Linked DNA regions of Homo sapiens: region 2 is linked to region 1. A link is an interaction called in ENCODE POLR2A ChIA-PET data of the cell type or tissue named here. Cell type or tissue: PC-3. All regions are shown on one strand. Links, peaks and the distances in the headings refer to the core of each region. The heading gives the core; the rest is flanking DNA. Region 1 overlaps GCNT2 (glucosaminyl (N-acetyl) transferase 2 (I blood group)). Region 2 holds the start of MIR5689HG (MIR5689 host gene).

Region 1 (8,000 bases), core at 1-8,000:
TGAAGGAGCCTGAGTTTCTGCTTCTTTCATATCTTCCACTCAAAAAAACTTCATCACCACAACCTTCCTCTTTCTATGTGCCAGGAGTGATGCTCTTGGCTTTAGAATTAATGAGTTATAAGTTATTAAAGAGTTCATAATTCATGGCTCACAGCATGTGCCTTCTCCTCCTTTGCCACCATGAGATTAGCAGTTATTATCATTCCTTGGCTGAGAAAACCCAGTGTGGAGAATTGAAAAGATCTGTCCAAGATCGTAAGCTACAAGAAGCCATGATGTGAGCCCCCTACTCTTGGAGAGAGGGGAAGCTACCGTCTTCATTCTACCATAGCTCTCAATTCTCTGGGGACCACTGGCGGACTCTGAAGGTACATGGCCTCATGTCTAATTCATACGGCACACTGTCTCCTGCTCTTACCTCCGCTGGGATACAATAGATGGAAGCTGATAGGGAGATGGGCAAGATGCCTCTCACTGAAACACCCGGTTTCAGTCTGGTTCAGGTGCTCCCTCATTCTGGTGGAAACAACACCACATATTTTACTGAGGTAGACACAGAGAAGATTCAGGTTATTTGGGAATTGTTAGGTTTTCTCTTTTCAAGAGTCAGTTAACACTGGCCTGGGATTGCTGTTGGCTCCCTGTGTTTCCTAGCGTTGCAGTACGTGGACTGACGCGCCTGTGAACAGCGCACCTGGTACAATCGATCCCACTCACCAATGCCAGATTCTTAGTTACTCTGCTCCTCTCATTCCTTGTGCAGGATGAGCTCTGGTACTATGGGAAGCTGAGGGACGGAGGGAATTCAAGCTGCTTTTGTCTGAGTTTCAGAAAATCTTCCAGACCCTTTGTAATGGCACTTTGGGGGACTGCATTTTTTCTAGCACCTTAACAAGGGGAAATTGTTCATTGCTAATTTTCCCCTTAACGAGGGCAATTGGGTGGAATAAATACAACACTTATTTACACTTACTAGGCACCATGCGCCATTCCAGGCACTTGATATGTATTCATACATTTCATTTGCACAGTGGTAGGTAATGTTAGTATCTCCATTTTACATATACAGAAACTGAGAATCAGAGAGAGAACATAATTAGCCTCACGTCACACACACTAGGAATCTGCAAAGCTGGATTGGAAGCCAAATGATCCGGCTCCAGAGGGCCCCTTCCCTCCCCAGCACTGAATACACTACACTAGCCTTGTCCAGCTCAGCGTCCCTGGGCACATCGAGAAAATACTCTTGGAAACAAGGGGAAATGTGCTACATTAAGAACAATCAGAGAGGTGAAGATATTGTGTAAGTACTTGGTACTCAGTTTCCTCCTTTGGTCAGAATTTTACAGCACAAAAATCACCCCCACACACTGCCTAGGGTGGCTGGCCTGAGTTCTACATTGTAGCAGTAGTGGTGGTTGGCATCCAGATGTGGACACAGTGACCGTGACAAAGAGAGAAATTCAATGCCCAGAGGCCATTGTTTCATTAATCCTACTGTCCACGGTGTAATATAAATAGGAATGTCATGACATTAATATACCGTGGAGAGGGAGAAGGGGGAGAGATGGAGGTGATAACTGAATTAACAATGGCTGAGAGGGGAGATATACCCCCATAGTCTGTAACTCTCACAACAATCTCATGAAATTGGTATTGTCCTCAATTTACAGATAAGTCACCGGAAGCCCATGTTAAGATACGTTAATTGCTCAAGATCTGACAGCAGGGAAACAAAACCTAAGTCTGCCTGCCTCAAATACTTCTGCTTTTTTCACTGCATGCTCCAGAGTTAAAGCAAAATAATACAGGAATCTCTTCGGAGATGACCTAGCCCAATTTCCTCATTTTACACATGAGGAAACTGAGGCCCAGAGAGGTTAAGTGACATGCCCAAGGCCAAACAGTTATCTACAGACAAAGGTTAAAATTTAGAACAGAATTGTATAGTGTGGGTATCTAAGTCACTAGCCTCTCTTACACAGTACTCGAAAGCACTTTTTTAAAAAAAGAAAATTAAACATTCACGCATGGCTCATAATCCTTACTTTCCATTTGCTTAGTATTCTACTGTTTTTAACTGTGCAGTGTGAAGTGTTTAAAAAGTCAAAGTTCATGAGCTACTGTTCCAATCCTTAGTGTCTTCTGGGGTCATCAACACTCACATCCTGGCCAGGCGTGGTGGCTCACGCCTATAATCCCAGCACTCTGGGAGGACAAGGTGAGAGGATTGCTTGAGCCCAGGAGTTCAAGACCAGCCTGGGCAACAGAGTGAGACCCCATCTCTAACAAAAAAAGCAAAACAACAACAACAACAAAAACCCTCATAGCCTTGGAGACACCCAGAGATTCTTCTAGCCCTTTTACAAATATCTTTGAAAAGAAATGTTAGCAAGTCGTAGTCACTGCTATAAGACTGTCTCCAGACCAATTCCAGATATATTTTATGGGGTGGAAGTTGAATTAAGACAATTCCTGGCCGGGCGTGGTGGCTAGTACCTATAATCCCAGCACTCTGGGGGGCTGAGGCAAGCAGATTGCTTGAGCTCGGGAGTTTGACACCAGCCTGGGCAACATGGCAAAACCGTCTCTACTAAAAATACAAAAAATTCGCCTGGCATGGTAGGGCACACCTGTAGTCCCAGCTACTCGGAAGGCTGAGGCACGAGAATTGCTTGAGCCCAGGAGGCAGAGGTTGCAGTGAGCCGAGATCATGCCACTGCACTCCAGCCTGGGTGATAGAGTAAGATCGTGTCTCAAAAAAAAAAAAAAAAAAAAGGCAATTCCTACTTTCTAATAAATTCTCAAACACCTTAAAAACTTTCTTTAATGTCCTAAAACCAAAATTAACTGAGGCTCAGTTTGGTTAAATAACTTGTTCAGTGACTGACAAGCTGTTAAGTAGTGAGGCCTAGGATTCAAAAGATCTGTCCTATTCCAAAGTTTGTATTCTTTCATCCACATCACGCTGCAAGATCAAAGACCTCATGCAAAGTAACGAGGCTTAATAACTTAATAACTGAGGCATCTCAAATTAAATTACAGATGTGAAAAATTAACAACAATGAATCTCATAGAGAAGCCTCTGTGAGAATACGCAGTAATGGAAAATACATTCAGATTTGGCTGAAGGCAAAATATCATCGTGTCAATTCTATATTCAAACATACTTTGGACTCATTGTCTTTTTTTTTTTTAATAGAGGAAACAGAATATTCAGTCTGGAGAAGAGATGAAAACAAGGGAACTTTAATGGTTAGAGGGATACACAGGAAACAGTGTACCCCACTAACCATACAGTGGGATACCAGTGTACCCCACTAACCAATCTTCTACTCTTAGTACCATACTCCTTCCCATTTTTCCTCCAGAAAAACGGAGGCCAAGAGAATGGAAATCTTTTTTTTTTTTGAGATGGAGTCTCACTCTCTTGCCCAGCCTGGAGTGCAGTGGCGCAATCTCAGCTCACTGCAACCTCCGCCTCCTGGGTTCAAGTGATTCTCCTGCCTCAGCCTCCTGAGTGGCTGGGATTACAGGCATGCACCACCACGCCTGGCTACTTTTTGTATTTTAGTAGAGACGGGGTTTCACCACGTTGGCCAGGCTGGTCTTGAATGCCTGACCTAGTGATCCACCCGCCTAGGCCTCCCAAAGTGCTAGGATTACAGGTGTGAGTCACTGCACCCAGCTGAATGGAAATCTTAACAAACCGCATTCTGCCTCCTACTTTGAATGCCTAAAGAGCTTGTGCTTGTAGATTCAGCTTTGTTGCTGAAAAACAAAGAAAAAGAAAACTCAGTCCGGTTCATGTAGTATAGCCTAAAAGGTGAAGTTGGATAAAAATATTTTTACTTTTCAGTGAACTGTTATTATGGGATGAGGAGAAAGCCTTAGTCTGGAATATCAGAATTTTGCATTTTCTTTGAAAAGAGGAAGCTACTTATTTATGAGAATTATAGTGTCAACTCAAAGATTTGTCATACATTTTCGGTTTTTTTGCTTTGAGTTTGCATAACAAGTTGATGATTGTCGAAACTGGCTGATGGGCATGTGAGGATTACAGTACTGTTCTCTGCACTGTTGTGTGTGTTTATAAGTTTTTCTATTAGAGTTTAAAAATTACTCCTCTGCAAAGAGGATGGGCAAAATTTGTTTTAACACTGAGGAAGCCAAACACTCAAAATGGGAAGATGTGGCCAAGCCAGTCAAAACCTACATAGAATAATTGTGAAAAGGCTCTCATTTTTTTTCAGATCTTGGCTATGTTGATTTCCTTTCCCAAGAAATTATATTATGACATCTTAAGTCCTTTCTGGAACATGGTACGGCTTAAGAAAAGAAAGCAACCCAACCAACCGGCCGGGCAGAGTGGCACGCCTGTAATCCCAGCACTTTGGGAGGCCGAGATGGGCAGATCACGAGGTCAGGAGATCGAGACCATCCTGGCCAACACGATGAAACCCCATCTCTACTAAAAATACAAAAAATTAGCTGGGTGTGGTGGCGGGCACCTATAGTCCCAGCTACTTGGGAGGCTGAGGCAGGAGAATGGCGTGAACCCAGGAGGTAGAGCTTGCAGTGAGCCAAGATCGCGCCACTGCACTCCAGCCTGGGGACAGAGCAAGACTCCGTCTCAAAAAATTAAAAAAAAAGAAAGAAAATAAAGCAACACAATTCCTGCTCCTTTCCTGTGATATGACTGATTTCAAAAATAGATAGCATTGACATCCTTCATGTTTTTAAGGAAACACTCTTCTAATGGATAATACACATTTCATAGTGTTATGTAAGGGGTAAGTGAAGCTTTTTGGTGGTCATAAAAAGTACATCAATAACACTAATGGAAATCAAAATGATCAAGAACAGATATCCCAGTCTGGGCAACATAGTAAAACCCCGACTCGACAAGAAATTAAAAATTAGCAGGGCATGGTGAGGCAGGCTTATAGTTCTAGCTACTGGGGAGGCTGAGGTGGGAGAATTGCTTGAGCCTGGGAAGTCGAGGCTACAGTGAGCCGTGATCACACCACTGCACTCCAGCCTGGGGAACAGAGCAGGGACCTTATCTCAAAAAAAAAAGGAACTGGTATCCACCTGAACATGTCAATTTACTTTACACATTTCCTCCTATCCATCTTTGGGTACATCTACATCTAGTTTTATATGGTTGGTGAGCCATGGCATAGACATCCTTCTATAGTGAGATTTAAATTGCTTTTATTCAACACCTTGAGGATCTCATTAGTGTAGGAACACAAGACCACATGTAGGTTTTTCTTAATAAATGTTCACATTAATAAGTGGATAAACACCTAACCTGTCATTTTACCCCATTTTTAAAATTTAATTCTCAAAACAGCCTTACTAAGTAGCCATCATTATTGTGACTACAAAATGAAGAGTTTTAGGTCAGAGTACACAAGGTCATCAAACTAACGGAGATAAAGCTAAAATTCAATATTGCATTTGTCTCACTCCAGAGCCCATAATATATCCTTAATATGAGTACATCCCAAATATCAGTTATTTGCATACCACTTTCATGAAGTCTGCCATATGCAATCAACACCATAAAGCTTTTCCTTATATCAACTAGTTTTTATTTTTACTGGTGGTTGGAAATGAACAGAATCGGCATTTGCTGCAAATCTATACATGTGCCAGTCTCTGTAAAAGATGGTCCGTGTCAGCAGTTCTCAAAGTGTGGCCCCCAGATGAGAAGCTGCAGGATAACCCAGGAAACTGTTAGAAATGCAAATTCTGGGGACTGCTCCAGACCTGCTGAATCAGAAACTTCGGGGTAGGGCCCAGAAATCTGTGCTTTAACAGGACCTGCAGAAGGTTCTGAGGCATGGCCAAGTCTAGGAACCCCTGTACTATATGCATTAGCTTATTTAATACTCACAACTTCTCTGGGAACTAAGTACTATTTATTATCTCCATCATCACAGATGAGTAAACTAAGGCTCAGTGTAAACTAACACCAGTGTCACACAGTTGGCAAGTATTGGGAGGACAGACTTACACTACGTCTGTCTCCAAAGTCGTTTACCTGATAGCATGTGGGCTCAAACAAAGGAGGATGGAAGGAGATGCTTTTGTATTGTGTAAAGAGAAATAGGGAAGAGATATGTATTTTCAAGAGATAATTTAGACGTCGAGTATATATTGATCATTGTACTATGGACATTGATATATACATATATCAATTATATATAGCTTTGATATACCACTAATATTTTATTGTTTTTAGAAGCCATCAAAATGCAATACTTCATTTAAAACAAAGACAACTGTCTAGGTGCAATGGCTCACACCTGTAATCTCAGCACTTGTAGGAGGCTGAGGAGAGAATCAATTGAGCCCTGGAGTTTGAGACCAGCCTGGGCAACATATCGAGATCCCATCTCTACACAAAATTTAAAAATGAGCCAGGTGTAGTGGTGCATACCTGTAGTCCTTGCTACTTGGCAGCCTGAGGCAGGAGGATTACTTGAGCCCAGAAGGCTGAGGCTGCAGTGAGCTAAATTAATGCCACTGCACTCCAGTCTAGGTGACAGAGGGAGACCCTATCTCAAAACAAAACAAAGACAAAAACAACTCCTGCTTCTAGAAAAAACTGTCTTATACAATCGATAAGGAATGACAGGAGGATGAATGAGTTGGAGAAATGATCTTGCCGGTTCTAAAGCAGTAGAAAGAATGCTCATCCTTTCCGCTAGAATTAAATTCATGTTCAGTTCAGCTTAGTAGATGTTTACCAATCATGATTGTACTTATACTTAATTCAATATTCACTTTATATATACTTTATACTAATATATACTTTAATCCAATTTGTCTTGTTTTATAAAATGTTGTTCTAGAGATTAGGAATTAACAGCTAATTAAGGCTGGGCGTGGTGGCTCACGCCTGTAATCCCAACACTTTGGGACCCTGAGGTGGGTGGATCACGAGGTCAAGAGATCGAGACCACCTTGGCCAACATGGTGAAACCCCATCTCTACTAAAAATATGAAAAAATTAGCTGGGCATGGTGGCACACACCTGTAGTCCCAGCTACTTGGGAGGCTGAGGCAGGAGAATTGCTTGAACCTGGGAGGCAGAGGTTGTGTGAGCCGAGACCACACCACTGCACTCCATCCTGGCGACAGAGTGGTACTCTGTCTCAAATAAATAAACAAACAAACAAACAAACAAATAAAAATAAAAGAGCTCATTAAGAGTAGCGTTTCCCAATTATTTCCTTTTTAGGGGTGGCGAACAGAAATGTTAGGGTACAGATTCTCCAATGAAGGAGATGATCCTTCCCAAATAGTACAATGGAGCCAGTGGCTGGAAACGTCACAAATGATTCTACAAATGGCTATAGCGTCAGCATAATTTACTGTGTAAATACTTTATAACCTGCCTAAGGTTTCTCTACCAGGAGCCCAGCATCTTATGATGTAGACCCATCAATCTAGGTGCTCACAAGAGCTGGGATACATTGTAAATTAAAATCTTCCCCTGTGATCCTACCTGAATTACTGACCTGGGAAGAGCCTAGAGCCCTTTACTGAAGAGGTTAAATAAGCCAGACTGGTCCACATCACTAACGCAATATTTTGAAAATCATGTTCTCATTTATTATGCATACTTAATATCATCTGGCTATCCAAAAATATTATTTTAAGAGTCTGTTCAATGGATACGAACCTATGGAAGTATCTGTTTTGTGGAATTTCTCCTTCAGCCAGAATTTATCTCCATATTGACAAGACAAATGTCAGTGTGGATTGTCCTCCAGCCCCCCCAAGTAGCGTTATTTTAGACTCGAACGTCCTGGTGACGTTTGTTAAGACATGATTCTACCCCATCATTCAACGTTTGTAATTAATTCTCAGTCACGGGTCCAATCAGCATGAGTGAATGAATCCTTTGTGGTCCTAGAAACTGAATTCAAAGTCTGGGCTGATGTAGAGAGAACACAATGCATACTTTGAAAAAGACTGGGACT
Region 2 (16,111 bases), core at 4,432-12,431, 150 kb after region 1:
CCAATTCATACACCTACCACAAGTGCATCATTCTTTTTCATTTTTACCAACCTGAAGAAGGGAAAGGGCTCTATTGTTTAATTTACATTTGATCACTACTGAGTGTGAGTCTATTACCATATGCTTTTCTCTCTTTCTCTTGTCCCTAAAATTCCATTTCTGGGAATATAATCTAAAGAAATTCTCAAAAAGATAGATGTTCAAGAATGTTCATATGGCATAGTTTATTTTTTATTTTTATTTTTTATTTTTTATTTTTGCAGGAGACCGGAGTTTGATGATTACTTAAATTAGTCTCCTCAAGCATTCGGGGAGCAGAGTTTTTAAGGACAAGTTGGTGGGTTGGGGGAAGCCAGTGAGCTAGGAGTGCTGACTCGTCAGAGATGAAATCATAGGAAGTCAGAGCTGTCTTGTTGTGTTCAGTCAGTTCCTGGGTGGGGGCCACAAGATCAGATGAGCCAGTTTATTATCTGGGTGGGGCCAGCTGATCTATCAAGTGCAGGGTATGCAAAATATCTCAAGCACTGATCTTAGGAGCAGTTTAGGGAGGGTCAGAATCGTATAGTCCTACGGCATTGTTTATAATAGAAGCAAAAATAAAAATAATACAAATGTCCATAAATAGGAAGCTGGCTATAGAAATTATGGTGTGTCCATACTGCAGAGGACCATGCGGTTGGTTATAGATTGAAGTTGACCAGCAGAGACAAAGAAAGACCTCAGGAACATGTAGGTAAATGAAAAAGATAATATGTATATAATATGTAACAATATACTAATATATCCCACTTATGTTTTTTAAATGTTTGCATATATATAATATGTACATAAATTCATAGAAAAGAAACTAAAGGGAAGTGAAAGTATTGATGGTGAGTAACTTTGGTAAAAGAAGGTCCAGGCATGTGGCTCATGCCTATAATCCCAGCACTTTGGGAGGCCGAGGCAGGATAATTGCTTGAGGTCAGGAGTTCGAGACTAGCCTAGGTAACATAGTAAAACCCTGCCCCTACAAAAAATTAAAATATTAGCCAGGTGTGATGGTGCACATAGTCCTGTCATCCTAGCTACTTGGGAGGCTGAGGCAGGAGGATTGCTTGAGCCCAGGAATTTGAGGCTACAGTGAGCTATGATTGTGTCACTGCACTCCAGCCTAGGCAACCGAGTGAGACTCCATTTCTAAAAGAAATTAATTAATTAATAAAAATGAAGAGAATGCTCAGCAGACTTCTGAATTCTTTGAGTGTTCACAAGAAAAATAAATTCATGTATCACATGTCCTATAAAAGAAAAAGGGGTTGGGGTTGCTTTTGCATATAAAGCAAGCTAGTTTCAACCGAACTCTCTGTCCACTGGAGAAAAGTGCTTGCCACAGAAAACTGTTTTTCTGGTTCACTGAGGTATAATTGACAAATAACAAGTACATATATCCAAGGTGCACAATGTGATGTTTTGATATAAGTATACACTGTGAAAGGATTATTACAACCAATTTGTAGTAATTAACTTGATGAATTAACATATTCATCAAGTATATAGTACATTATTATTAACTGTAGTCACCATGCTGTGCTTTCCATCTCAGAAAACTTAGAGTATTACCCTAAAGTTAACTATGACCATTTAGAAGTTTGCTTTAAAACACTGCTTTTCAAATTTTACTGTGGAAACAAATCGCTTGGGGATCTTGTTAAAATTTGGATTCTGAATCAGTAGGTCTAGAGTGGGGCCTGAGATTCTGTCTTTCTGACAATCTCCCCAGGTGACACCAATGCTGCTGGTCCCTGAAGCACGCTTTTGGTGGCAAGGTTTCCAGAGAGCTGAGGCTCCTGTATTTCTTTACAATCCAGACATCAGTTTCCCCTCCTTGTCATCACAATTCAGTGCATTTACCATTATATGGGGCTTTATATCCCTAGAGAATCAGAACACATGTTGTGGAAAATTGGCTGAGTTGCATCAAAATGCATTGGTTTGGCCTCAGACGTGTTGCCTGTATCTGTAGCTGTATTTCAGTTCCAATAAATGCATGTGTGTGGGTCTCAGGTAAACATATTGGTTTAAATGAAAATTCACTGCTTGGGAAACAAAAATAGGATTGCAATGAAAACACATTGCATTAAGTATTTTACATAATTCCCACAAACAGATGCTAGGAAATAATGTTTTGGTTTCAGTGGCAGTTCATTGAATTCACTGGTATGCTATTTGTATCTCTGAATATGTATGAGTTTTGATGAAAATGCATTGTGGAAAGAAATCAGTCAAGCTCTTCCTATACAGTCCAGCTATAATGTTCTTGTAAATTTTATGTTGCTATACCATCTTTTGTCTTGTTTATGAATACATATTCTTTTTAATGTTCCATATTGCTTAGTGTTGCAGTAAATATAACCATTTTGTTTGTGTCTTGAGTTTCTCATGTAGTGGATACATACACTGAACATTAAAGAATATAAATGTGACTAAAATCTGTTATATTAACTAGAAGATGCCTTTATTTTTTATCTCAAAATATTATTATTTCTGCATTGACTTTTATATAGAAAGAGACATTCTAAAAATTATTGGACTAAATCTAGAATCAATTTTGAAATCATAATACCATACACTAAACAGATGGAAATATCGGCAATATTTGATCAAATACTTGGTGTAATTACAGTAAAGCAATTTACAGAACTGATGAGAACAGAATTACAATTTGTATCAAATTAATGCCCTGAAACAAAACTACATTAATTGTTATATCATGTTAGTGATCTCTGTTGCTACCCAAAGACTAAATGGTCGGGGGAGGAAAAGGGGCAAGAAATTTAATTTCATTTAAATTGTGACAGTGTTCCTATACAGTATTTTATTCACTTGAATGGGTCAAAAGAATACCGCATGCTCAGCCAATTATCTGCTATGCAAAATTATTCTTAATTCTATGTGAGAATTGTAGACAGTGGGTTGAGGAGGTGGAAGTAAAAGCTGCATAGATGCAAATAGTTAAAGGTCGTTATCTACGTACCAAATCTAACTCGAGAAGAAAATCTTAAGATACTGTTTTATAGCTGAATGTGCTTCACCCACAGAGGAGCTCAGCGTTATCCCTGGGCCTTGGAAATAAGGGTGCAATGGACTGAATGCTTATCTCCCCTCCAAATTCATACACTGGTATTCTAATCCCCAAGGTGATGGTATTAGCAGATGGGGCCTTTGGGAGGTGACTAGGACATGAGGGTGGAGCACTTGTGAGTGGGATTAGTGCCCTTACAGAGAGACTGCAGAGAGCTCCCTTGCCCCTTCCACCATGTGAGGACACAGGGAGAAGATGGCTGTCTGTGAACTGGGAAACAGGCCCTCATCAGACACTGAGTCAGCTGAGGTATTGATCTTGGACTTCCCAGCCTTCAGAACTGTGAGAAATAAATTTCTGTTTAAAAGACACCCAGTTTCAGGTATTTTTGCCATAGTAGCCCAAACAGACTAACAGTGGATATAATTTTGTTGAGCCAGTTATAAAATCCAAGTCCAAGTCAAAACTGCAGGCTGATATTAGCTGGGCATGGTGGTGCATGCCTGTAGTTCCAGCTACTCCAGAGGCGGAGGTGGGAGGATGGCTTGGGCCCCAGAGGTCAAGGCTGCTGTGAGTGGTGATCACACCAATGCACACCAGCCTGGGGGACAGAGCAAGACCCTGTCTGAAAAACACAAAAATACAAAAAACTTGCAGGCTCCAAAACTACCTGAACTTCAACCTACCTTCTTTCAATACAATGCCCAGAACATAGTCTCTCTCAATGACCCAGTCAAGCTTAAAAAAAAAAAAAAGAAAAAAAAAGCATCACCACTTCTCTCTTCAAAATCTAGCCTTGATATATATTTTGAGGGGATGCATTCTGAAGTGTGTCAGCATGATACATCGTATCATCTGCAACTTACTTTCAAATGGCTTAGGAAAAAAATATGGTATCTGCTGTCTATTTATCTACCTACCTATCTATCAAGAGATAAGCAAACATGATGAAATAATAACAGTTGTTAAATCCATGTGAGGGGTATTTGGCTGTTTGTGTGCTATTTTTCAGCTTTTCTGATTGAGCTTACTTTTTTAAAAAGGCAGGAAAAAGTATGTGGCCTTGACTGTGAAGACAGACAAGAAACAGCTGAGCCCCTCTTGTTTCTCGATACATCAAAAATGCGGGACACATGGTCAGTGCTAATACATAGTCCTTAAACTTAAGAAGTTCCTAAAAATTAACTTTGCTTGTGGAGTGTCAAACCGGAAATCAGTTAAAACAAAGAAAAATTTGAGATTTTTCTGGGGAAAAAAATTTCATCTTGATTTTCTGAGTTACCCCAGCCCACTGTCCCTGAATACGCCTCTTGTCCTGGTAAAGGGTGTCACCCTTGTCCCCCAGGATCTCTGTTTTTCTTTTGAGACAGAGTTTCACTCTTGTCTCCCGGCTAGAGAGCAATGGCACGATCTTGGCTCACTGAAACCTCTGCCTCCCAGGTTCAAGCGATTCTCCTGCCTCAGCCTCCCAAGTAGCTGGGATTACAGGCATGCACCACCATGCCTGGCTAACTTTTTGTATTTTTAGTAGAGATGGGGTTTCACCATATTGAGCAGGCTGGTCTTGAACTCCTGACCTCATGATCCACCCATCTTGGCCTCCCAAAGTGCTGGGATTACAGGTGTGAGCCACTGCGCCCGGCCCAGGATCTCTTATACAGTAGAATTCTACTCTGTTATTAAAGAGGTAAGCATAAGCTATTCCAAAACCAAGAAAGAACACAACCCTAAGTGCCCAGAATGGTGAACAATTAAAGAGCTTTAACTGCTTGCCAGAGTCTTTATGTTACTTACATAGAAACCTATAAAAGAGGCCGGGTGTGGTGGCTCATGCCTGTAATCCCAGCACTTTGGGAGGCCGAGGTGGGTGGATCACGAGGTCAGGAGTTCGAGACCAGCCTGGTCAATATGGTGAAACCCCATCTCTACTAAAAATACAAAAGTTAGCCAGGCATGGTGGCGCACACTTGTAGTCCCAGCTACTCAGGTGGCTGAGTCACGAGAATCTCTTGAACCTGGGAAGTGGAGGTTGCAGTGAGCCAAGTTCATGCTACTGCACTCCAGCCTGGGCAATGGAGTGAGATTGTCAAAAAAAAGAACAGGCCAAGGAAAATAAATGGAGACAGGGTCTGCATGTACTACAGGTGAAAGAAATTTTCAGAAACTACAAAAAAGATTAGCTGGGCCCGTAGTCCCAGTTACTCGGGACGCTGAGGCAGAAGAATCACTTGAACCCGAGAGGCGGAGGTGGCAGTGAACCGAGATGGCGCCACTGCACTCCAGCCTGGGCGACAGGGCGAGACTCCGTCTCAAAAACAAAAACAGAAACAAAAACCTATAAAAGAGAATAGCCCTGTAAGTTTTTGAGAAGTAATGCATTTTGGGGAAGAGTCATGCTCGTTTCCTCCAACCTCTGAGAAAAACACAATTGTTCTAGATACTTCTCCAGTGTTAATTCAAAGATGGCAGTGGTAATACAAAAGTGGCTGAGTCACGTGTCAAGTCAAAAAGCTAGTCTTAGATATGACTTTAAATTTCTCTTTTTCATCCCTTTGGTCCTTTAGAAACATTCACTGGAATGAGTATTAAAGTCTGATAATTTCAGACACTTGTTTATTCTTTGGCCTAAGTATATACCCTCACGGAGTTTTCTGTAATATTCATGTCAGAATCATTCCTTTATAGTTTCTGCAGTCATTGGTTGAGGAATGTCTTATTCATTTCATTCATTCAAAAAGCTTTTATTGAAGCTCTATGATATGCCAGTGTTTGGGAAACGAATGCAATATAAGAGCCTTCCATTACTGACAGATTTTTCTCCTTGCAACTTCTCTGCCTTCCCACTGCCCCAACTTCATGGGAATACCTCCTACAGAAATATGTAAGTTATAGCAGAAGCTCTTTGTTAGAACTCCTAATTCTAATTCGAGATCAATTTTTTTCAACATTTTATTATAAAACCTTTTAAGCATAGCTCAGAATTGAAGAAACTGTACGGTGAACACTCATATGCTCACCAGCTAGATTCAACAATAAACATTCTTCTGTACTTCATTTACTATTTATCCATTTATCCAGCTGTTTATCCACCCACCAATCTATCTTGTCTTTTTTTTTTTTTTTTCTGAGATGGAGTCTCACTCTGTTGCCCAGGCTGGAGTGCAGTGGCATGATCTCGGCTCACTGCAACCTCTGCCTCCCGGGCTCAAGTGACTCTCCTGCCTCAGCCTTTTGAGTAGCTGGGATTACAGGTGTGCACCACCATGCCCGGCTAATTTTTGTATTTTTAGTAGAGACGGGGTCTCATCATGTTGGCCAGCCTGGTATTGAACTTCTGACCTCAGGTGATCCACCCGCCTTGGCCTCCCAAAGCATCTTGTCTTTTTAATGCATTTCTAAGTATGTTGCAGTCAGCAATACACTTCTCCCCATATGTTCCAACATGCATATCTTTTATTAGAGTTCAATGTTGGTTGATTTCTTCTTCTTTTGAGGTAAAATTTAAATACAAAAAATGCACAGTTTATAAGTGTGCCATTCAGCAAGTTGCAAGGAAGGCCATGTATACAAGCAAGGCAAACCCCTGGTGAGATCCAGTACCTTAAGACTGCCCTGAAAGCTCCCCTGCACAGCTGGTCCCCAACCCCATGGCCCAACTCCCAAAGGTAACCCTTTCTCTGGATTCCCCTGCCCCCACCTTAGATTAGTCCATAGATTAGTTTTGCTTGTTCTAGGATGATAAATATATAAACAGTATGTGCTTTCTTGTGTAAGGCTTCTTCCATTCAGTACAACATTTTTGGAATTCATCATGATGTTGTATGTATCAATGGTTCCTCCCCCCACCCCCCCTTTTTTTTTGAGACAGAGTCACCCAGGCTGGAGTGCAGTGGCACAATCTCAGCTCACTGCAACCTCTGCCTCCTGGATTCAAGCTGATTCTCCTGCCTCAGCCTTTCGAGTAGCTGGGATTGGAGGTGCGTGCCACCACACCTGACTATTTTTGTATTTTTAGTAGAGATGGGGTTTCACCATGTTGGCCAGGCTGGTCTCGAACTCTTGACCCCAGGTGATCCACCCACCTCGGCCTCCCAATGTGCTGGGATTACAGGTGTGAGCCACCGCGCCCAGCCGGTTCCTCCCTTTTTTATTGTGTAGTATTTCATTGTCTGAATTTACCACAGTTAGTTTATTCATTCTCCTATTGGTTGTTTTCAGCTTTCAGTTATTTATGAATAAAGCTATGGACATTTTTGAACAAGCCTCTTTGAGGACATATGCTTTTATTTCTCCCGGGTGAGTAACCTAGGTGTGGAATTGCCAGGTCATAATGTAGGTGCAGTCAGCCTTCCCTATCCGTGGGTTCCACATTCATGGACTCAGCAAATATTCATGAATTCAATAAAAAATCAAGGGGTGGGAGGAAAGGATGATCATGTCTGTATGGAATATGTATAGACTTTTTTCTTGTTATTATTTCCTAAACTGTATACAGTATAATTATGCTCACTATCTGAGTGATGGGATCAATTGAACTCCAAACCTCAGCATCATGCAATACACTTATATAACAAACCTGCATATGTACCACCTGAATCTAAAATGAAAGTGGAAATTATTTTTTTAAATACAGTATAACAACTGTTTACATAGTCTTCACCTTGTACTAGGTATTATAAGTAATCTAGAGATGATTTAAAGTATACAGGAGGATGTGTGTGGGTTATATGCAAGTACTACCCTGCTTTATATCAGATTCCTGAGCATCTGTGATTTTGGTACTTGCAGGGAGACCTGGAACCAGTCCCCTGCAGATACTGATGGACAACTGTATATGTTTAGTTTTAAAAGAAATTGTGGGCTGGGCATGGTGGCTCACGTCTGTAATCCTAGCACTTTGGGAAGCCGAGGTGGGCGGATCACTTGAGGTCAGGAGTTTGAAACCAGCCTGGCCAACATGGTGAAACCCTGTCTCTACTAAAAATACCAAAAAATTAGCCGGGAGTAGTGGCAGGCGCCTGTAATCCAAGCTACTCAGGAGGCTGAGGCAGGAGAATTGCTTGAACCTGGGAGGCAGAGATTGCAGCGAGCCAAGATCACGCTACTACACTCCAGCCTGGGGGACAAGAGTGAGACTCTGTCTCACAAAAAAAAAAAAAAAGTAAATTGCAAAATCCTTTTCAAGATGTATTTTTAAATCGATAAAACACTAACTTAGTATACATTTAGATTAAGAAAAACATTACTATATAGGTTGACCAATGTGATATGGTTTGGCTCCGTGTGGCCACACAAATCTCATGCAAATTGTAATTCCTAATGTTGGGGGAGGGACCTGGTGGGAGGTGATTGGCTCATGGGGGAGAATTTCCCCCTTGCTGTCCTCATGATAGTGAGTGAGTTCTCATGAGATCTGGTGGCTTAAAAGTGTGTAGCGCTTCCCCCTTTGCTCTCTCTCCTGTTGCCATGTGAAGATGTGCTTGCTTCCCCTTTGCCCCATGCCGTGACTGCAAGTGTCCTGAGGCCTCCTCAGCTGTGCTTCCTGTACAGTCTACGGAACTGAGTCAATTAAACTTCTCTTCATATATTACCCAGTCTCAGGTATTTTTTTTTTATAGCACTGTGAGAACAGACTAATACATAATGCTAAATGTCTCAACATTCTCTACTCTTTGGGTGAATATTTGCTTACGTAAGCTGTGGAGAGAAGAAAATTAACAAAGCTAGGGAAAGCTCTCTGGGCCACCATCCACTACTAGTGTTGCCTTAATTATTAATCCTACATCATTTTAGAGTTTGTACTTCAATGGCAATGCGTATTCCTCCAGGAATGGAATGCAGTTTCATCAGAACTTTCTCCTGACACGCCTTGTGGCTCTGAGTCACAGACGTTTTTCTTAAAGGGAGTGTCTTTCATCTCAGGGCCTCAAGCTGCCCGTCATTCCCCCATAGTCCAGAGATCCCCCTCCCCTGTGATCACATTCCAGCTTGCACCCTGTCTCCTCACTCCCTTTCCTTCTATTTCCTGCAGCCACTGCTGAACTACCGCATGCCAGCTCTCTGGCTTTCTAGGGTTTGCCATTTCACAAGGCTTAGCCTCAGATTTTATAAGGTTTATTGGTAAATTGCAGAATGAGAGGTTTTATCTTGTGTTACAGGAATTTCAGGCAGAAGCAAGCAGATGGCGTAACAGGCCAGTCCAAGCACAACACAATCCACAGGCCAGGGCTCAAAGCTCATGTTACCTGCCTCTACCAGGCACTGAGCTGACACCCTGGGCACACCTCTCAATCTCCCAGTCTTCCTCTTGCAGGAAAGAAAAGTTAAGCATTCCAGCAAAAGAAACTACCATCAGAGTGAACAAGCAACCTACGAAATGGGAGAAAATTTTTGCAACCTACTCATCTGACAAAGGGCTAATATCCAGAATCTACAATGAACTCAAACAAATTTACAAGAAAAAAATAAACAACCCCATCAAAAAGTGGGCGAAGGATATGAACAGACACTTCTCAAAAGAAGACATTTATGCAGCCAAAAAACACATGAAAAAATGCTCATCATCACTGGCCATCAGAGAAATGCAAATCAAAACCACAATGAGATACCATCTCACACCAGTTAGAATGGTGATCATTAAAAAGTCAGGAAACAACAGGTGCTGGAGAGGATGTGGAGAAATAGGAACACTTTTACACTGTTGGTGGGACCGTAAACTAGTTCAACCATTGTGGAAGTCAGTGTGGCGATTCCTCAGGGATCTAGAACTACAAATACCATTTGACCCAGCCATCCCATTACTGGGTATATACCCAAAGGATTATAAATCATGCTGCTATAAAGACACATGCACACGTAGGTTTATTGCGGCACTATTCACAATAGCAAAGACTTGGAACCAACCCAAATGTCCAACAATGATAGACTGGATTAAGAAAATGTGGCACATATACACCATGGAATACTATGCAGCCATAAAAAATGATGAGTTCATGTCCTTTGTAGGGACATGGATGAAACTGGAAACCATCATCCTCAGCAAACTATCACAAGGACAAAAAACCAAACACCGCATGTTCTCACTCATAGGTGGGAATTGAACAATGAGAACACATGGACACAGGAAGGGGAACATCACACTCCGGGGACTGTTGTGGGGTGGGGGGAGGGGGGAGGGATAGCATTTGGAGATATACCTAATGCTAAATGACGAGTTAATGGGTGCAGCACACCAACATGGCACATGTATACATATGTAACAAACCTGCACATTGCGCACATGTACCCTAAAACTTAAAGTATAATAATAATAAAATAAAAAACAAAATAAATAAATAAATAAACATCTAAAAAAAAGAAAAGTTAAGCATTCCAAAGTGTTCAGCTGATTTGAGCATTTTGTCCAGGACATCTGATTCCAATGTTTGAATGTGTGTGTGTGTGTGTGTGTGTGTGTATGTGTGTATATACATTTAGAGAGGGGGTCTCCCTGTGTTGTCCAGGCTGGCCTTGAACTCCTGAGTTCAAGCGTGGTAGCACACACCTGTAGTCCTAGATACTCACCCTCCTGAGTATCTAGGACTACAGGTGTATGCTACCACGCTGGAATTAAATGTGTATTTTGCATTTGTAAATTTATTGACATAAGTGACAGAGTCCAGGCATATAATAAAACTGGTGACTCTGAAGAACAAATATTTCATTTTCTTCCATTTTCTCTCGGTTCTTGCAAACTTTCCTGAAATCTTGTCTCAGCTGAGAAACATGTTCTCACCATATAGTCATGTGAAGGGTGAAACTCATCTTCCCAGTGGTCATAATGAACACAGCTCATATTGTCCAGGTCTTTTCTTCCACTAGAGGGATTTTAACTGCCCTCCACTTTATTCTCCCAATAAACTTTTAGTTAAAAAGCTTAAATGTGGCCAGGTAATGTGGCTCATGCCTGTAATCCTAGTACTTTGGGAGGCCGAGGAGGGTGGATTACCTGAGGTCAGGAGTTCGAGACCAGCCTGGCCAACACGTCGAAATCCTGACTCTACTAAAAATACAAAAATTAGCCATGCATGGTGGTGCACGCCTTTAATCCCAGCTACTCGGGAGGCTGAGGCAGAAGAATCGCTTGAACCTGGGAGGTGGAGGTTGCAGTGAGCCAAGATCACGCCATTGCACTCCAGCCTGAGAGACAGAACAAGACTCCATCTCAAAAAAAAAAAAAAAAAAAGCTTAAATGTTCTCACCACACACACATAGAAATGGTAACTGTGTGAGGTGATGGATGTGTGAATTTGAATTAGCTTGATTATGGTATCTCACCTCACAAGATAGACATATATCAAAACATTGCATTGTACACATTTTAGTTGTATATATATAGTTGCATATACATATCTATACATATCTTTTAGTTGTATATATTCAAGCTACAGGGGAGGGAAACTTTTAGCCACAAAGCAGATCCAGTTGGAAAATCTTAACATCAAATGCTAGTTTTTGCATGTAATTTTTTTCTTTAAAAAATACATGGCCATAATATAAAATTCAAAAGGCAAAATGGTAAGTTGCAAAGCTTGTCTCTCTTCCTTTCCCCTAGTCATCAGATCTTCCCAAAGACACCTATACATACTGTTACTAGGTACTTGTGTATTTCTAGACATCCCAAACTTTTCTTAACATATACAGATTATATATTCTCCTCATCACATAAATGTTAGCATACTATGAAAGAGACAGCAAGTCGCCTGTCTCAACATCCATTCTCCCACTTTCTTTCTTTGTTGATATGGGGTTTTGCTCTGCCACCCAGGCTGGAGTGCAGTGGCATGAACAAAGGCTCAGCACAGCCTTGACCTCTTGCCTCAGCCTCCTGAGTAGCTGGGACTACAGGCACGCACCATCTGGCTAATTTTTAAATTTTTGTAGAGACAGAGTTTCACCATGTTGCCCAGACTGGTCTCAAACTCCTGGGCCTAAGGGATCCTTTCACCTTGGCCTCTCAAAGTGATGGGATTACAGGAGTGAGCCACTGGCGTCTGATCTCCTCACTCTTTTTATAACAGCCGTCCAAATGTATTTGAAGCCACTCATTGCTGTCCAGCAAAAAACTGCATTTCTCAGCCTTTCTGTTAGCTAATAATGCAGGCTATGTAACTAAGTTTTCGATACTGGAGTGGAAGATACTAGAATGTAACATTTGTCAGATCTTTTGCCTTTCTGCTGGCTGGGATGTGGACGTGATGACTGGAGCTTAAGCAGCTTTCTTGGACTGTAAAACAGCCCACTTGGGATGGCAGAGCAACAAGATGGAGGAAATTAGGTCCTGAGAATGATGGAGTTCCCTTATAAGCCATGGCCCTGTCCATATCTGTTTTGTTGTTGTTGTTTTTTAGCAGTTGAAACAGCTTAAACACCATAACAAGCTCACTGTTACTTGCAGCAAAATACAATTCCTTTTTTAAACATACGTAATTTTTATTTGTCAGTTATACCTTAATGAAAAATGTAATAGTCAAAACAAATGATATATTTGGAAATTTTTAAATATACACTTATAAGTAAAGCCATGGATCAAAAAATAAGTCACACTGAAAACTAGAAAACATTTTGAATTGACAATTGTGAAAATGCCACATGCCAAATATTGTGGCATTTCACAAAATCTACTTTGAGTGAAATGTATAGCGCAAAAGCCTATAAATGCTGACATTTAAGAAGTGGGAAAACATTTTTTTTAATTAGCTAGTCATCCAAATTAGAATTAGAAAACAACAGCAAAATAAATTCAAAGATCAAAAATGAAAAATTAATGTAAGAGCAGAAGTAAATAAATACAACTAAAATTTATAATATAGAGCATTACAAAGACAAGCAGTTCTTTAAAAAGCCTAACACAATTGAAAAACCTGTAAGCAAGAGTGAAAAAGTGAAAAAAGAAAGGACACAAATAAACTATATTAAGAATGTAAGGGGGCTCGGCCCAGTGGCTCATGCCTGTAATCCCAGCATTTTGGGAGGCCAAGGCAGGAAGATCACTGGAGGTCAGGAGCTTGAGGCCAGCCTGGCCAACATGGTGAAAACCCATCTCTACTAAAATTATAAAAAAAATTAGCTGGGCGTGGTGGCATATGCCTACAGTCCTAGCTACTCGGGAAGCTGAGGCAGGAGAATGGCTTGAACCTGGGAGGCGGAGGTTGCAGTGAGCCACGATCAAGCCACTGCACTCCAGCCTGGGCCACAGAGGGAGACTCTGCTTCAAAAAACAACAAAGACAACAACAACAAAACAACAACAACAAAGAATGTAAGAGGGGCCAGGCGGGCTGGCTCACACCTGTAGTTCCAACGCTTTGGGAGGCTGAGGCAGAAGGATCACTTGAGCCCAGGAGTTTGAAACTGGTCTAGGCAACATAGTGAGACACTGTCTCTCCAAAAAAAAAAAAAGTAAGAGGGGACATAAATGTAGAAGCTGTAGACATGAAAGAGATAATAAAATTTTTCTATTTACAGGCAGTTTTATAAAAATGAATTACAAAATATAGATGAGATATGTTCTATTAAACATATAAGGTATGGTATACTACAGTAAAACACAATTCTTAACACATGTGTATACCATACCTAGTGCACTACACCTTGCTTTCTTCCTTAACAATATGTCTTGGAAATGAATCTGTAGAGTACATAGAGAACTGCCTCATTCCTTGTAATGACTGAATGTTATTCCTTTATACGACTGACCCATCATTTATTTAAATGTGTCTTATTGATAGCATTTAGACTGTTTCCAGTCTTTGCTATTATTAAAAAAGTCACGATATATAAACCCATCATTTCGCACACTTGCAACTCCATCTGTAGGATAAATTCCAACAAGTGGAGTCGCTAGGTTCAAAGGTGTGCTCATATTTATTTGGATCGATTTCACAAAGAAGCTATACCATATTACACTACTCCCATCAAAGTATAAGAATGCCTACTGCGGCCGGGCGCGGTGGCTCATGCCTGTAATCCCAGCACTTTGGGAGGCCGAGGCGGGCGGATCACGAGGTCAGGAGATGGAAACCATCCTGGCTAACACAGTGAAACCCTGTCTCTACTAAAAATACAAAAAAATTAGCCGGGCGCGGTGGCGAGTGGGCGACGGAGCGAGATTCCGTCTCAAAAAAAAAAAAAGAATGCCTATGGAGTCTCCTAAGAACAGCATCATCAAGGCCACCACATTCCAATATCTGTTGCACTTCTCTCATAAAGCTGAGCACCTTTTTCTTGCTGCATAGCCTTGTAACCAACTCTATTATAATAGAACTTGTTCCTCATCATCAGCAAGTGAGCATTTGCTAGCTTCAGATCTGAAACTTTCATTTTCCACTAGTAGGCTTCCGAAAGCAACCCTCTTGGTTCACGGATTAGGTGAGCCAGAACGCCAAATAACTTATAATTGAGAAATAAAAATAAAACTAATGCGAATGAGAATTTGTCTCCAAAAGTAGAAATTTTTCCATCAATGTCTCTCTTTCCACAACTTGCATTTGTGAAATTTAGAATGAATGTCGCAAGTAGGAAAAGACTCATTCTGTCATAGTAGAATCTTTGTGTATTTCTTAGAATACTTATTGTAGGTTTAAATTGAAAACAAAATCATCCAATTTTACACTTATTAGGGAAGAAAATAATCACAGCAACATATAAGATGTTGACAAAGGGCCGGGCGCGGTGGCTCACGCCTGTAATTCCAGCACTTTGGGAGGCCGAGGTGGGTGGATCACGAGGTCAGGAGTTCGAAACCAGCCTGACCAACATGGTGAAACTCCGTCTCTACTAAAAATACAAAAATTAGCCGGGCGTGGTGGCGCGTGCCTGTAATTCCAGCTACTCAGGAGGCCAAGGCAGGAGAATCGCTTGAACCTAGGAGGCGGAGGTTGCAGTGAGCCGAGATCGCGCCACCACACTCCAGCCTGGGTAACAGAGCAAGGCTCCGTCTCAGAAAAAAAGAAAGAAAGAAAGAAAGAAAAGATATTGACAAAGAATGAGTAAAGTCCAACACATGAGCTTTGACCAAAATTCCAACAGATGGCAGTATTGGCCAACTTTTTCCTTAAAAACGTAGGTGTTTTTTTTTTTTTCCAAGATGCTAATTAAACCTTGTTAGACGCGATAGATATATTTTCTGTAATTCCTCAATGAGAATTCGTATGTGTAGTTTATTATACGTTGTGCTCTATATTGTAAAAAATAACAAAAACCCTGAAGTGGTAATATCGTAGGCAATAATAATGGAATAACCGAGGTATGAATGAACAGTTTTGAGCACTAAAACACACTAAGGGCTTTGTTATGGACTGAAATGTGTCCTCTCCCCAGAGTCACAGGATTATGAAGCCATAATCCTCAATGTGACTATATTTGGAGCAGGGGCCTTTACAGACATAATTAAATTAAATGAGGTCATAAGAGTGGGGCCCTAGTCTGATAGGACTGGTGTCCTTACAAGAAGAGGGAGAGTCCTCAGAGAGTCCTCTCTCTCGGCATGGACACAAAAGAAAAGCCATGTGAGGACACAGAGAGAAGGTGGCTGTCTACGAGCTAGGAAGAAAGGCCTCACCGGAAACCAACCCTCACAGCAGCTCCATCTTGGACTTCCAGCCTCCGGAACTGTGAGAAAATAAATGTTTGCAATTCAGGTCGGTTGTATTTTGTGAAGGCCATCCTAGCAAATGAATACTCCTAACATTGTCTCTTTAAGAGCTCACCAGCCTGAGGTAGGAATCATTCCATCTGTGTTACTAATGAGACCGCTGAGGATCAAAGGGGTGAGTAAATTGCTTAGCAGTGCCTAGGTTTTATGTAGTGAATTTGGCTAAAATGGTAGAGCTCCCTGATTCTAACCTCCCTGCAGGTTTTCCACCACATCCACTCACCTCTACATGGCGAAAACCAAGGGTTCACTCTCTGTCTTCAGGGAGCTCCACCCAGCAGCAGCGTTTGACAGAGCTGTTCACTTCCTCTTCCTGGAGCTGTGGCTTCCAGAGCCCATGCTCAGCAGTTCCCC

The links. Peaks named below come from ENCODE experiments on the same cell type or tissue, not always from the same donor. Only the 100,000 strongest peaks of a DNase experiment are listed, where the experiment ranks them.
Region 2: POLR2A ChIA-PET joins it to region 1 with 10 read pairs; 4 of 35 experiments call an interaction of 5 or more read pairs at or near these places.

Annotation. Positions count from the first base shown.
Region 1 is chr6:10,591,932-10,599,931 of GRCh38, reverse strand. All of the region lies in intron 3 of GCNT2 (glucosaminyl (N-acetyl) transferase 2 (I blood group)), which reads right to left. Among named protein-coding and RNA genes, the nearest start is that of GCNT2, 75 kb to the right of the region's middle. RefSeq lists an enhancer at 3,013-4,000. In PC-3, for the core only: no CTCF peak of the experiment used is centred there; a DNase peak (open chromatin) is centred at 3,701; H3K27ac peaks cover 662 bases.
Region 2 is chr6:10,434,274-10,450,384 of GRCh38, reverse strand. It overlaps MIR5689HG (MIR5689 host gene), which reads right to left and starts at 16,056. Exons shown (of 4, transcript NR_132993.1): 1 at 15,981-16,056. MIR5689 (microRNA 5689) reads right to left here and starts at 10,668; the gene lies at 10,591-10,668. LINC00518 (long intergenic non-protein coding RNA 518) reads left to right here and starts at 15,563. Exons shown (of 3, transcript NR_027793.1): 1 at 15,563-15,872; 2 at 15,959-16,111. RefSeq lists enhancers at 8,649-9,149, 9,150-9,650, 15,513-16,111. In PC-3, for the core only: CTCF peaks have their summits at 9,242 and 10,918; a DNase peak (open chromatin) is centred at 8,944; H3K4me3 peaks cover 889 bases; H3K27ac peaks cover 2,064 bases.